Linked DNA regions of Homo sapiens: region 1 is linked to region 2. Evidence: read pairs that join two places in POLR2A ChIA-PET (ENCODE). Cell type or tissue: OCI-LY7. All regions are shown on one strand.

What was found. Peaks named below come from ENCODE experiments on the same cell type or tissue, not always from the same donor. Only the 100,000 strongest peaks of a DNase experiment are listed, where the experiment ranks them.
Region 1: POLR2A ChIA-PET joins it to region 2 with 8 read pairs; 1 of 35 experiments calls an interaction of 5 or more read pairs at or near these places.

Annotation. Positions count from the first base shown.
Region 1 is chrX:16,803,972-16,806,471 of GRCh38, reverse strand. The region is part of intron 1 of TXLNG (taxilin gamma); the gene reads right to left. Among named protein-coding and RNA genes, the nearest start is that of TXLNG, 19 kb to the right of the region's middle. In OCI-LY7, no CTCF peak of the experiment used is centred here; a DNase peak (open chromatin) is centred at 1,331; H3K4me3 peaks cover 2,179 bases; H3K27ac peaks cover 2,500 bases.
Region 2 is chrX:16,113,175-16,115,674 of GRCh38, reverse strand. No RefSeq gene overlaps it. Among named protein-coding and RNA genes, the nearest start is that of GRPR, 9.1 kb to the left of the region's middle. In OCI-LY7, no CTCF peak of the experiment used is centred here; a DNase peak (open chromatin) is centred at 1,304; H3K4me3 peaks cover 361 bases; H3K27ac peaks cover 1,057 bases.

The sequences.
Region 1 (2,500 bases), 690 kb before region 2:
TTATCTCTAAAAATCTTTCCAACCCTTTGTTTCTAATAATTTACCCTAAGAGTTGTTAACTTCAACCAGGAGTGTACGGACAACAGTGTATGTGCAACCATGCTCGCTCTGCCCTGGGAGGGGCAGTGGAGGCAGAAATGGATGAGGAAATAGTGAAAGATATCAAAGATACCCCATACTCTCGGGGCATCAGCTACTGGCCTTATTTGGTTTTATAAAACATAAACGTTCCTCCTAAACGCTTCCAGTATTTTGAGGGGCTTTCACATTTCCAAATACAAAGTTTTACAAACAAGCCTATTATAAAAATTACATTGTCATGTGGCTAAATTACAAAAATGACTTCAGCTTTGTATAAGTCATTTAAAACAGTGTATACACTAAGGCTATTTTAATCTTCCAAAGAACTATTGTGGATAGCACAGTTTTCCTCACAGCTAATGCTTTATCAATCATTTATCTCAAATTCCTGTTTTAACCATTTTGGATCAAAGCCTTTAAAATATGTATTACATAACTCAATGCCTCCTTAAATAGTAGTCTGTTTTACTGTGTTAGAACAAAGAAATGAAATGAAAGGATATTTATTTTTAACAGATAAAATATTACTGTGCACTATTATATAATTAGATTTTGGTATACATGTCTCTACAATATGCCTATATTCTTTAAGATAATAAATTCTCAATGTTTCCAAATATAAACTCCCAAAGGTTAGATCTTATGTAAATTTTAGGTATGAAATACTTGTCTGAGACTTCCTAAGTTATATAGCACTGTCTTTAAAAACAGACCACACAGACCCATACATGGGAATTTACTACATTAAAAATGGTGTCATTTCAAATTGGTAAAGGAAATAAATGATTTATGATATCTCCCAAACCATATGGGGGAACAAAGGGGTATCCTGTCTTACCCCCTCCAGATATACCAAGATTGAAACATGAAAAATTAAAACCACAAAGAGCTTGAAGAAGTCCTCAACAAATTTTTTTCCATAACCTTGGCATGAAGAAGGCCTTTCTTTTGTTGTTGTTGTTTTGGTTTTTTTATTTTTATGAAATTATATACAGCAGAATGACTGCTCCATAGACAGAGCAGGGCTATCTCAGTAGCACAGAGTAGCCAAGAAGGCCTTTCAAAGGAAAGCAAAAAGCCCAGAAGCTATTTTTAAAAAGGGGGTGGAGGGCGGGTGCGGTGGCTCACGCCTGTAATCCCAACACTATGCAAGGCCGAGGTAGGAGGATTGCTTGAGCTCATGAGTTCAAGACTAGCCTGTGCAACACAGCAAGACCTGTCTCTACTAAAAATAAAAAAATTAGCCGTGTGTGACGGCACACATCTGCGGTCCCAGCTACTCAGGAGGCTAAGGTAGGAGGATCACTTGAGCTTGGAAGATCAGCAAGCTATGACTGCACCACTGCACTCTAGCCTGGGCAACACAGCCAGGCTCTGTCTCTCAAAAAAAAAAAAAAAAAAAAAAGCGGGGGGGGGGGGTGGGCAGTGGTGGTGACTGGAGATTAGTTTGCTAAATAATTAAAATCTTTGAAATTCCTGGGGTGGAGGGACAACGGACAGTGAGGTATGAGAAATTACCTATTGGGCCCAATTTATACTATTCCTAGTAGTGATGGTTATACTAAAATCCCAGACTTCAGATTTCACCGCTACATAATGTATCCATGTAACGAAACTTGTACCCCTTAAATCTACAACAAATTTTTAAAAACTAAAAACTTTCAGACTAGCCAAAAGACTGCAGGAAGCCCTTACAGATGAGCCAGAGACACAGTTTTCAAGGGTTTGTGAACAGGCAGATCACAATTAAAGAACTAAAAATGCCCAATATACAAATAAAAATGCAAAGCAAACCAAGGTACCATCTTTAACTTACCACATTTTAAAGGAGTAAAAAAACAACCTTGGTGTGGGCAAACAGGTCACTCAACATACTTTTGGCGGGGGGTGGGGGGCTCTAAATTGGTAGAGTGGGTTTGTAGAGGTATTAGCAAGCTCTATCAACGTCTGAACTCACATGCATTTTCACCCAACAATTCTACCGCTTTGAGTTTATTCCAGATATTCTCACTCAAGTGTAAATGGTTACTCACCAAACCAGAAAACAACCTAAATGTCCACCAATAGGGAACTGGTTAAATAACGGCCAACCATACAAGGTAAAACCATGCAGCCATTCAAAGGAATAAAACAGATCGTATGCCGACATAGTATAATTAGGTAGGAAAAAAGGCAAATGGCCAGTACAGGATGAATACATCAGTATAAATTTAAAATATCCATACACTGTATAAGCCAATATATGGATACAATTTTCCTACAAGAATATCCCCAAAATTGTTCACCATAATTACCTTTGTGTGGATTGCGGACCTAGAAGTTGGAAATGAAGAATTATTTTTTCTTTTTATAATTCTTGGCTCTGCCTTAATTTATTTTACTTTTTGGCTGTCAAATGATCCTTTATTGGAATATTTTC
Region 2 (2,500 bases):
GCCAGAGTTTGCTGATTCTGTTTCAGGAAAACTTGCTGAAATATTTATGGATAAAATGACATGATAGCCAGGATTTGCTTCAAAATCATATGGAAAGTAGAGAAGTGGGTAGGGACAAAAATGAAACAGGATTGGCCCTGAGTTGATACTTGCTGAAGACAGGTGAAAAGTATGTGGGTGCCCATGTTATGCATCTGTCTATTTTTGTATATATTTTAAATTCTGCACTATAAAAAGTTTTTACAACGTCTAATAAATGTAATTAATTATTAACATGGTTAATAATGCCAACAAAGTAACTATTCACATATCTTTGAGGTCTTGGCTGGGTGGTGCAAAGTGAAACTCTTCCCTGAAAGGGTGGTAGTATCATTCCAGCCATTCAGATATGCATTTCCTCTCCTCCACATCAATCAACCTGGAGGTCCAAGATTGAAGTGCCATGAAATGCACATGACTTAGAATGGAATTTGTTTCAGAGTAGCTAGTGGATTGTCAGTGCAGGAAAATGACTCTTCGACGCAGTAGGGAAGTAGACTGATTTGCTGTTTTTACTGACCACCCCAATCTTTCCTCATTCCTCCCCGTGGGCATATTAGTGTATTTTAAATTCTGCTAGTGTCCCACAGCAACCAAATATATATCCAGATAGATAATGAGTATTACAGGATCTGTGGAAAGGGGTGAGGACAGAGGATATAATAATAGAGCCAATATTGATTCCAGATGCTTTACGTGTGTTCTCTCATGGAATCCTTACAACCACCCTATGATATAGGACTATTTACATTCCTTTTACAGATGAGAAAATGAGGCATAGAAAGGGCAAGCACCTCGCCTGCAGTTACATGGTTAAGAAGCGTGTTTCTGTAATTGGGTGCGTAACCACTAGACCACATCATCTCTCAGGGGACAAGGGAGAGAACTAGAGGGATAGTTATGACTCAGAGTTCTCCTGGGAGGTGAAATGGACAAATAGGAAAATGAAGAAAAAAGTGCACTGAAACAAGTAGAAACTAGGGATAAAGAATTAGGGAGCTGAAAGACTGGTGGAAAAAAACCAATAAGGAGAATCCAGCAGCTGTGGTTTCTATTTCTTTCTCGGCAACGGTATCTTGTGTTTTTTGTTTTTGGGTTTTTTTTTTTTTTTCGCCTCTAGAGAAATAAACAGGATGCTCAGTTCCTGTCTCATGTCTATAGTCACATTTCTTTAATATCAAAATAATTTAAGATGTGGAATAGAGAAAAGCAGAAACTCACTAGTTCCTAATGATGACAGGTCCTCAACTGTACTTCCTCTTTCAATAAACAAGATAAAACATCCTCATGGAAACATGAAGCAAATTATGCAATGTTTTACTGAAAACACTGCTAGGCTTCAGGGTGACTCTTAGCAATAATGAAAATGCCCCCATTTCTGATCCCATGGCAAAGAGGCTTCTCACAGGATTAGAGCAAGGCTTGCTAAGTTGTATTTCATCTCCTTCTAGTGCACCCCACTCCCTGTCCTAACCCCACTTCTATATCCCTTCACCAGCAGTGAAGTGCCACCTTTCAAAATGAAGAGCTAATTTGCTATGTTGGAATTAGAGACTTCACTCTAGTCATCCAAAAGTGTTCATTCCTCTTCCTTCACTTGTAAACTCTCCTTCTGATGATTATGATTAATAATAGTCTTCCTCTTTGGGTTTTGTACCATGAGAAGAACTTACCAACACACATTTGATTTCCTTAATCAAAGGCCTAAAAGTGTGGAAATACTGCCTTTGAAAAGAGATTGACCAGACCCCCCAGGCTATAAGGCTGACTTAAGGGTGAAGCCTCATTATGTCCATAGCAAAGAAAGCCTGGTTGCCAAGCATACAAAAATTTTTTAAAAAATAGAAAGTTAATAACTCTGAGTAGGTTACAACAGGCTATGATGTTTATAGGTTTCTGAAGCATTTTGATTGAGATTCAGTGACTTCAACTGGTCGGGGAGGCAGAACTCAATAATTTTTTTTAACTTTCAATTAAATTGTTGAGGTAAAAACAATCAGAGCAGAAAAAGAATGAGGAGAGGCTTTTGTTACTAGGCAATCCAGAAGCAACATAAACTGTACTCTGGAAGAAAAATGCTTTTTACCCTTTCTCAGAAACTAGGACACACGAAAAGTAGTACCAAAGTTTTTCCTTAGATATAGCTACTGCCAAACCTAACATGGGCACATTCACCCCTTAAATTCTCACTCCAAAATCCAGGTTTATTCAAGAGTGTTTGTATGTGAGAACATGTATTTGTAGAAGGGTAGGAGTTAGAATTAGCATTTGCTGAGTATTCACTATGTGCCAGGCACTATTCTAAATGCTTTATAGCTCTTTAGATTTTGAACCCTATTAGGAAGGTACTATTATTAATCCCATTTTAAGAATGAGGAAACCAAGCTCCAGCGAGGTTTTATAATTCACCCAAGATGACACAATTAGTCAATGCTAAAGCCTGGTTTCAAACTCAGGCAAT